Regions from separate parts of the Homo sapiens genome. Here region 1 is linked to region 2. Evidence: chromatin contacts called from ENCODE POLR2A ChIA-PET data. All regions are on one chromosome and are shown on one strand. The core of a region is the stretch at or near the end of the contact, and the rest is flanking DNA. Distances in the headings are between cores, read along the strand shown.

Evidence for each region. ChIA-PET counts read pairs that join two places held with the same protein, here RNA polymerase II (POLR2A).
Region 1: POLR2A ChIA-PET joins it to region 2 with 11 read pairs in OCI-LY7. The contact joins the promoter of KIAA0319 here to the promoter of H3C1 in region 2. POLR2A ChIA-PET finds 5 or more read pairs at or near these places in 2 of 52 experiments (OCI-LY7 and T-cell).

The regions. Positions count from the first base shown.
Region 1 is chr6:24,644,114-24,649,180 of GRCh38, reverse strand. It overlaps KIAA0319, which reads left to right and starts at 2,990. Exons shown (of 21, transcript NM_014809.4): 1 at 2,990-3,445. RefSeq lists a silencer at 2,936-3,145.
Region 2 is chr6:26,017,088-26,022,171 of GRCh38, reverse strand. H3C1 (H3 clustered histone 1) reads right to left here and starts at 1,721. Exons shown (of 1, transcript NM_003529.3): 1 at 1,214-1,721. The coding sequence starts at 1,682. The coding sequence ends at 1,272. It overlaps H4C1 (H4 clustered histone 1), which reads right to left and starts at 523. Exons shown (of 1, transcript NM_003538.4): 1 at 122-523. The coding sequence starts at 493. The coding sequence ends at 182. H1-1 (H1.1 linker histone, cluster member) reads left to right here and starts at 4,385. Exons shown (of 1, transcript NM_005325.4): 1 at 4,385-5,084. The coding sequence starts at 4,440. RefSeq lists enhancers at 309-538, 1-575, 879-928, 959-1,058, 576-1,392 and 2 more.

The DNA.
Region 1 (5,067 bases), core at 1,741-4,240, 1.4 Mb after region 2:
TCTTAAAAAAAAAATACAGTGTAGTATACTAGATTAAATAAAGGATTATCGGCTGGGTGCAGTGGCTCATGCCTGTAATCCCAGCACTTTGGGAGGCCGAGGCAGGTGGATCACCTGAGGTCAGAAGTTCAAGACTCGTCTAGCCAACATGGTGAAACCCCATCTCTACTAAAAATACAAAAATTAGCCAGGCGTGGTGACACGTGCCTGTAATCCAAGCTACTCAGGAGGCTGAGGCAGGAGAATCACTTGACCCTGGGAGGCGGAGGTTGCAGTAAGCCGAGATCGTGCCACTGCACTCCAGCCTGGGCGACAGAGCAAGACTGTCTCAAAAAAAACCACTTTTAGTCTGCTTTCATGAGCAATAGTTATCAATGAATTAACCTACTAATTTGCTATATCTTGAGTTTTTTACTTGGAATTTTTCAAAGTTTTTCCAGTGTAGTAGCTTTGCTTGCCTTACCTTCCTGCTTAGTGAAATTCCAACATAGAATCTTCTGGGTTTTTTTTTTTTTTTTTTTCAGTCTCAACCTCCTGGGCACAAGTGATCCTCTAGCCTCAGACTCTTGGGTAGCTGGGATTACAGGTGTGCACCACACACCCAGCTACTTTTTATTTGTTTTTGTTTTTTGTACAGAGAGGATCTTGCTATGTTGCCCAGGCTGGCCTCGAACTCCGGGGCTCACTCAATCCTCCTGCCTCGCCCACAAAGTGCTGGGATTATAGGCATGAGCCACTGTACGTGGCCTAAAGTCTTGTATTTCAATGAGGCAGCACTGTCATTACGCTAAGCACCATTTTTACCACTGATGTGGAATGTACTTTAACCTTCCTAAACCTCAGTTTTACCCACCCTCAAAATAAGTTATCTTTTATTGTACAAATGTCCCAACCAAAAGCATAAGCAAGAGCAGACAAAGTTAATTATACTAAGGATACATCATTTTATCCTTACTACCTCTTGCAGTGTCTGGCATATAGTAGGAGCTCAATGGATGTCCACTGAATGCTGAAAAGAAGTGAAAGGTAGTAGCCTCACATCTGTGTCCTAAAGAAGGAGACTAACATTTTCATACAATACCAAAATAGATATATTCATTAAAAATGAAAATAGATATTCATTACAGTGTCTCTGAGTTAAAAAGATGGTATAGTTAAACATTCTGGGCTAAGCCTGTGTGTGTGTGTATGTGCTAAAAATATGTTTCTTTAAAGGCTAATCAGCCAAGGATCGTTGGGGACAAAATCAGATTCATTGGCTTGATGCATTGAAAGAGTACCTGTGGAATGCCATGTGAGCACAGAAAGGAGGAAGTGTCTTTTGTAAAGATTTGGCTTCCTATTAAAGGATTCCAGGGAGAGTCTTGGAATCAGAGCTGGGATCCAGTTGGTTGCTGTTTCTGAGGCAGATTGAGAGAAAGGGGGATTAATGAGGGATTGGGTGCTGTCAGGAGGTGAAGGGAGTTTAGCAATTGGGTATCCCCAGTTATGGATGGGAATAGTAAAGCAAAGGTAGAAAGTAGTAGTCATTCAAAAATGGAACACAAGGAGTTGTGTTGTTTTGTACCTGCTGCGTGACTTCAGAGGAAACAACATTGCCTGTTAATTTTGCTTCTGACTTTGTCCTCTCAGCCTGATCATTGATCATTGGCAGTACTAACTTTTCCAAGTCCAAGCTGATTTTCACTCTTTGAGTCCTGGACAGGTTTTTACTCTTTAGTTTTTATTTATTTATTTATTTATTTATTTATTTATTTATTTATTTATTTATTTATTTTGAGACGGAGTCTTGCTCTGTCGCCCAGGCTGGAGTGCAGTGGCACGATCTCGGCTCACTGCAACCTCCGCCTCCTGGATTCAAGCGATTCTCCTGCCTCAGCCTCTCAAGTAGCTGGAACTACAGGCGCGGGCCACCACTCCCGGTTAATTTTTTGTATTTTTAGTAGAGACGGGGGTTTCACCGTGTTAGCCAGAATGGTCTCGATCTCCTGACCTCGTGATCCGCCCGCCTCGGCCTGCCAAAGTGCTAGGATTACAGGCGTGAGCCACCGCACCCAGCTGGTTTTTACTCTTTAAATGTGCATTATCTTATTTGATTCCCAGAATCATCCTATATGAATGCTATTATCTTCATTTTATAATTGAGGAAACAGGTTTATCTAGATTAGGTAACTTGTCTGAGGCTCTTCGGTAAATACGAGTAGCCAAGAAGCTTATTCATCAACAGTGTGTGACTCAGCCCTAAGCACTGCACTTATACCTCCTAGTAATGAGATGTGCGAGGAATGCCCTGGCTACCTTTTCTGCTCATGATATTATCCCTAGATGCTTTCGCATCTTTATTAAAACAGTAAAAATGCAAGAGTCTTCCACCCAAGTTTTCTGTGGTTTAGATTATCACGTTCCTCAAGATGCAAATGTCAAACTATACTGGGCATCCAGTTAACCTGCAAGGCCTGGAGGTGATGGGAGCCCCTCCTAGCACAGGTTCCCAGTCTCAGTCAGAAAGCACCTGCTCAAAATAGAAAGATAATTACAGAGTAGGGGCCAAAGAGACTCCCACTGGAAGAATGGAACTTGTGTAGCTGGGGTGACACAAGCTGGGGACAAGCTGGGGGACACATTCGCGAAGGGTGTTTGACCCAGGCAGTGCACCCACGGCTCCCTTGAGCCACCCTGGCCCGGGTGTTTATTTGGAAGGAGTGTTCATCCCCCAGACTGTTTAGGGCCACGGTGACAGGGAAGGGCTTGGTGAAGGAAAGCAGGTAGGGTATGAAGGCCGCTCAGGTTCACGAAAGACTTTTGCTTGGTCCCCTGCGGGGTGGGAGTGTGTCGCCCCGGTGCGGGTACTTAGAGCGCAACCGGGGAGCTGAGCAGGGGAGCTGAGCAGGGGAGCTGGGCAGGGGCGGCTGCCGCGCCCCACATCCCTGAGGGCGTGTGTGCGCGTGCGCGCGCGTCGCCGTGGTAACCGCGGCGGCGGAAAGGCGCTGAATCACTGGCGCGCGCTTTCCCCGAGCCTGCAGAAGCTGCCGCGGGCGGTGGGCGGGGATCCCCCGGGGGTGCAACCTTGCTCCACCTGTGCTGCCCTCGGCGGGCCTGGCTGGCCCCGCGCAGAGCGGCGGCGGCGCTCGCTGTCACTGCCGGAGGTGAGAGCGCAGCAGTAGCTTCAGCCTGTCTTGGGCTTGGTCCAGATTCGCTCCTCTGGGGCTACGTCCCGGGGAAGAGGAAGCGAGGATTTTGCTGGGGTGGGGCTGTACCTCTTAACAGCAGGTGCGCGCGCGAGGGTGTGAACGTGTGTGTGTGTGTGTGTGTGTGTGTGTGTGTGTGTGTGTGTGTGTGTAAGACCTGCGATGACGACGAGGAGGAACAAGTGGGACGGCGAGTGATGCTCAGGGCCAGCAGCAACGCATGGGGCGAGCTTCAGTGTCGCCAGCAGTGACCACAGGTACGGTATCTACTTCCCAGAGCGCCTGGCCGAGAAATAGGAAAGAGGGCAGCCAGTAGGCAGGCCAATACCCAACAAAAGTAGAATCGAGACGCCCTGAGTTCAGAAGGTGAGTTTCTTAAGATTCTTCTGGGCATTCAGGAAAGGGCATTTTTTGATTGCTGCACTGATTGTTGACTAGTAGGGTGGAGTCGGGGAAATTTGAGTGTCTTTTCCCAACCTCACGAATTGCATTTTTTTAGAAGTAAGGAATCGTTTTCTTTAAACTTCATTCAGAACTATTTATGTGATCTTTCCTATTATTTGCTAAATGCATTTTGTCTCTGTTCCTTACCATAACCTGAAGCTTAAAATCTTTCTCTTCTTCCCTTTGAATTCCCTCCAAGGAATGTCACAAATTAATCGGGAGGATAAACCTGAAATTTTGAGAGTTATCATCTTAAGGTCATTTGTTAATTAAATACAAGGAGGAAAAATATGATATACATACTCATGTGCACTTTTATTGCTGGTTTGTTCATCAAAACATTTTTGTTTGTCGGTGAAATGTTAGTATTTTTTCCACTGCTTGAATTGAAAAGTTGAATGATGTTTTTGATAGTAACAGAAAAAATAAATTGTAGACAATGTTCCCCCCCACACACAAGAATTTTGGAAGTAAATGTTGGTATTTATTTCTTTATTCCTGAAATACATGCTCACTTTCCAAATGCTTCAATTTATTATAAGAAGACCACAATTGTAGAGACTACTAAAGTTATGCCAAATCTAAACTTTTATTTTGTGCTTTTTTTAGTATTATTTTTAATTCAGATGAGGAAAACTGGAGGTGTCAGTTCAGTTATAGACGTAGGAGTCACAGAGAAAGGTGAATTCCTCTGTAATTTGAAAAAGGGAAATGTAAACATATTACCTAAGTACTCTGATTTATTTGTATTAACCATTTGTAATGCATTTGCATTTGTAATGCAAAATGCCGAGGCAAGAACTTAATTTTTGTTTCGAAATAATGAAAATAATTCAGCCAAAATCTTTATGAATTAAAAATAGCCAAAAGAGAGCTTTGGTAATGTATGAATGTAAAAGAATAGAGTTGCTGTTAAATTTTCTTGACTTTTTTTTTTTCCCTAGCCAATAGATAGGAAGCATTCTCTTTAAATAAATACAGTAAGTCCTCACTTAACATTCTTGATACGTTCTTGGAAACTGTGAACCTTTAAGCACAACGAGGTATAAGGAAACCAATTTTACCACAGGCTAATTGATATAAACAAGAGTTAAGTTCCTACAGCATATTTCTGGTCATAAAAAAATCACCAAACTTCTAAATAAAGACCACAACACTTCTAATATTAAACATAGAAATAAATGGGATCTATACATACAGTTAAGAAGGATTAGTAAAAACAAGATCATTATTTACCCAATTATTACAGTTCAAGGTCATGGGTAGCCAGAGTCTCCCTGGTTCAGAGTGGGAACCCCCCCCTCTCCCCTGTCCAGGAAGCTATCCCATCACAGGGTGCACTTTCACAGACACACCCACTCACTCAGACGGGGACCATGTAGACATATGCACAGCTTTGGGATGTGAAGGAAACCGAAGCCCAGAGAAAACCCAC
Region 2 (5,084 bases), core at 472-2,971:
GTGGAGGGCAAACTTGGAGTTCCCCTAATCTTTCCTTTTTAGGATGTCAGCTCAGTATCATTCATCTTAATTACACATTGAGCTTCTTGACTTAATGGATACAGCTCTTCTTTTGTTTAGTTGGGCGGCCCTGAAAAGGGCCTTTGGTTCAGAAATGCAAGCTGTGGAGAAATCAGCAACCTTAACCGCCAAAGCCATAAAGGGTGCGTCCCTGGCGCTTAAGCGCGTAGACCACGTCCATGGCAGTGACTGTCTTGCGCTTGGCGTGCTCCGTATAGGTGACAGCGTCACGGATCACGTTCTCCAAAAACACCTTGAGCACCCCGCGAGTCTCCTCGTAGATCAGACCAGAGATCCGCTTCACACCGCCACGCCGGGCCAGACGCCGGATGGCCGGCTTGGTGATGCCCTGGATGTTGTCACGCAACACCTTGCGGTGGCGCTTGGCACCCCCCTTACCCAAACCCTTCCCGCCCTTACCACGTCCAGACATGACTTCCCAAGAAGTGAACCAAGAGCAAGTGAGAGAATAGGAAACCGATCTTTATATATCTACGTTACCCCTGCCCCCACCTCCAGCGGACACTGAGACTGAAAAGCGCGCAGGCGGGAAATGTGACGCCTACAGTCCGCTCCTTTAACCCCTCCTCCAAGCCCCAGGAAATGGCGGGAGCAGCGATTGGGGGAGGGTGGGGAGATGAGGGTGGGACCAAGCAGGCTTGACCAATGGCCTTTATTTTCTTAACAGAGCTACAGGCTTTGAGGAACTGGGTTAAGAATTAAATGTAAACCCATTCTGACTCCAGAATTATTTTAAGTCGAACTTTTTTTTTAACCGAATCTCTCTGTCGCCCAGACTGGAGTACATTAGAGCCATCTCGATTCACTGAAACCTCTGCCTCTCAGGTTCAAGTGTTTCTCCTGCCTCAGCCTTCAGAGTGTAGCTGGGATTACAAGCGCTCGCCGTCGCGCCCGGCGTGTTTTTGTATTTTTCGTAGAGACGGGATTCGGCCATGTTGGCCAGGCTGATCCCGAACTCCTGATTTCTGGTAATCCGCCCGCCTCAGCCTCTCAAAGTGCTTGAATTACAGGCGTGAGTCACCGCGACCGGCCGAAATCGATTGGTTTTGAAGCCTTCAGTAGCATTAAAACGAAAAGTGCTCCCAATGCATTCCCTTTTGTCTTAAATTGGTTTCTTACAGCTACTTTACTTGAAAAGGTGGTGGCTCTGAAAAGAGCCTTTGCTTGGACCGTCAGAGAGACCACAGTAATCACGCCCTCTCTCCGCGGATGCGGCGGGCGAGCTGGATGTCCTTGGGCATGATAGTGACGCGCTTGGCGTGGATGGCGCACAGGTTAGTGTCCTCAAATAGCCCTACCAAGTAGGCCTCGCACGCCTCCTGCAGAGCCATCACAGCGGAGCTCTGGAAACGCAGGTCTGTTTTAAAGTCCTGCGCAATCTCGCGCACCAGGCGCTGGAAAGGTAGTTTACGAATAAGCAGTTCAGTGGACTTCTGATAACGGCGGATCTCGCGCAGAGCCACGGTGCCCGGCCGGTAGCGGTGGGGCTTTTTCACGCCGCCGGTGGCCGGAGCGCTTTTGCGGGCTGCCTTAGTGGCCAACTGTTTGCGTGGCGCCTTGCCACCAGTAGACTTCCGAGCAGTTTGCTTAGTGCGAGCCATGACGGAAAAACAGCACAGCGGAACACCCAACACTAGCGCAAATACGCCCATGAGCTGCTCTATTTATAGTGTGTAAAGTGCAGTGATTGGATGATAGAAGACGCTAAATATGACGTTACACACTCTGATTGGTCTATCTTTAAGCCAGCAACAATCGTGCAGTTTCACCGGCTACTATATTCTATTCCAACTCTACAGATGATTATTTAAGTGGTATTTTATTACTACTATTATTTTATTTTACTTTTGCTTTGTTCCCCAAGCTGGTCTTAAACTTGGGCTCAAAGGATCTTCCCGCCTCAGCATCCAGAGTAGCTGGGATTACAGGGGAGCCCCACTGCGCCGGCTTGGACTTTAATTTTTTAAACTTGTCCTCTTCTACATCTGGTTTTCATAACCTGAAGGCTGTGTTTATTTTCCATAAAACAAGGCATTGATTCCAAAGGTATTATAATTCCCCAATTCCGTATAACCTTCAGCTCTTTAGGAAAAAAAAAAAAAAAAAAAAAAAGAGGGAATACTGCTCACCTCCTCTCCGGAAATGTACCCTTTACGGGAATTTCTGAAACCTTTCACAAGAATTGGATTCCTTTGTAATGCTTTAATTGACTTAGGAGTGTTATTGAAATCTACAAAGCATCTCAAACATAGTAGGATTACACTATTACTCAGAAACATTTTCTATGAGACGTCTTTCTCTTGATTATGCTCTTTGAATCCTAAACTTGCAGCGTTCTGCAGCTTTTGTTTTCTAAAGCCTAGGTGTACTCTGCCAGTCACAAAATGGCGTTTCTCCAGCACTGCCGCCAGGTACCACCAGCTGGGAGTTGTTCCTCTTGCGGAGCAGGAGGTGGACTTGGCCCAAGAGAAACTGGATAGTGGTTCGCAAGGAACATAATTTAGCATTGCCAAGAGCTAATGCAATCATTTTGAAAATCTCAAAACACTGAAAAGTGGATTGTGACCTTTTTAAATTCACAAGAGACAGGCCACATTCTATCTTTTGATTGGTTTAGGCTATTTTCTTGAACAGCCATTTAGAAAGCAGATCTATCATCCTTCATTTGCATGGAGCGTTCCCATTTTATTTGAAACCAGTTTAACCCAATAGAAAAAAGGGAGGCAGAACCCATTATTTAAAGTGGAAACTCCTGAATCAGATAATTAGGAGTATTTCCTTTTCAAAAGTTGCGTTTTTTCAGATACCTCGCTTATTACACTAAGAAAGGTTTATATCTTTCACAAAGGGTTTACTTACAAAAATCTTCCAATTTTGTATACCTGTGTTTCATAACTGACTAGCCGTCAAACCAAGATGTAGAGTTTCCAACCGTTATTTTCCAAATTTTTAGAAATTACGTGAAATATTTGAATGCATGCCTTCTCAATAAAATGGGACGTAGGAAGCACTGGTGCAGAAGATGGGTACAATACTTATCTGGGACCACTCCATTATTTGGTTGGCACGTTGTTTGAACAAAAAGGGGAAAAGCTCAGGTTACTTAGCATGGTTCGGACTTATTTGAAAACTACCACAGCAGGAGCGGAAATAAGACCGCATTACCTCACTCTCTGCTGTGCTGTGCTAGGGGGTTATCCAGAATAGGATTGTAGAAGTGGATGTCGATTTAATAGTTTTTTATTCTCCCATTAGCTGAGTCTCTGATTGGCAATGTGAGATCGTTTTAGCTTATTGATACTTTGAAATGCACTTAACAGCCACAAACAAGTTAAAGGGTTGTTACCATAAAATCTTATCCCCAGGGTGTGCTTGCATTTATCACCCGTGTTTGCTTTCACACTAAGTGGACTTAACTCCCCAGCAGAATGCCTGTCAGGGAACCGGTTTCGTGGACCCAGCATTTAACGCCTTTCGCAGGCTTGTGAGGCCCATAAATATTTGTTGAATAAAAGAATGAGTTGACCATGTCATGGTGCGCTGATTGCGTGTGCTGACATGGAACACAGGTTGTAAACCTTAATACCAATTTGGGGCATGTTGTATGGATGAAAAGGGCATTGGAAATTCCTGAAGTGCATCCCACATTGGACTGTGGAAATAAGTTGCAAGTGCAGAAACGTTTCCACACTTGCAGTTTGAGTATTAATTGCAGCGTTTGTGAATTCTGGTGTTGTCTACGATTCATTCTTGTTTGACGTGAAAGGTATTCGCGAGACACATCGCTCTAAAACATTGCCAGAAAATGTAATAGAGTTGATGACAACTGGCCCTAACACGGCCTAAAACTCGCACTTTTCTCTCCCTCCGCAACTATTCAAAACACTGTATTTTACATTTCTTGCAAATTAAAAACTAACATCTCTGGCAACGGACCTCTAAAAATTTCTAATAAAACTCCTCGGATGCTTGTGGCACTGCATTTGTAAACCGCCCCCTCTCAACCTACTCCCTAAAAAAGAGCTGCTTTTTGAGAGAGAAGCGGTACCCTCTGATGTTACTGGGCGGCAGTCTGCCTACAATTTCCTTCACAATGAGGCAACCAGAGCGGCTTTTTCTGTGTGTTTGCTTGCGTTGAGGGGAGCAGGACCATAGGCCCTAGAGGCCCCCAGCTGCCTTCTGAGACTGGGCGAAACCCTCGGCAGCGCGCAGGGGGCGCTAGGGCGCGAGGGGCGGGCACTGACGGGCACCAATCACGGCGCAGTCCCACCCTATAAATAGGCTGCGTTGGGGCCTTTTTTTCGCATCCTGCTTCGTCAGGTTTATACCACTTTATTTGGTGTGCTGTGTTAGTCACCATGTCTGAAACAGTGCCTCCCGCCCCCGCCGCTTCTGCTGCTCCTGAGAAACCTTTAGCTGGCAAGAAGGCAAAGAAACCTGCTAAGGCTGCAGCAGCCTCCAAGAAAAAACCCGCTGGCCCTTCCGTGTCAGAGCTGATCGTGCAGGCTGCTTCCTCCTCTAAGGAGCGTGGTGGTGTGTCGTTGGCAGCTCTTAAAAAGGCGCTGGCGGCCGCAGGCTACGACGTGGAGAAGAACAACAGCCGCATTAAGCTGGGCATTAAGAGCCTGGTAAGCAAGGGAACGTTGGTGCAGACAAAGGGTACCGGAGCCTCGGGTTCCTTCAAGCTCAACAAGAAGGCGTCCTCCGTGGAAACCAAGCCCGGCGCCTCAAAGGTGGCTACAAAAACTAAGGCAACGGGTGCATCTAAAAAGCTCAAAAAGGCCACGGGGGCTAGCAAAAAGAGCGTCAAGACTCCGAAAAAGGCTAAAAAGCCTGCGGCAACAAGGAAATCCTCCAAGAATCCAAAAAAACCCAAAACTGTAAAGCCCAAGAAAGTAGCTAAAAGCCCTGCTAAAGCTAAGGCTGTAAAACCCAAGGCGGCCAAGGCTAGGGTGACGAAGCCAAAGACTGCCAAACCCAAGAAAGCGGCACCCAAGAAAAAG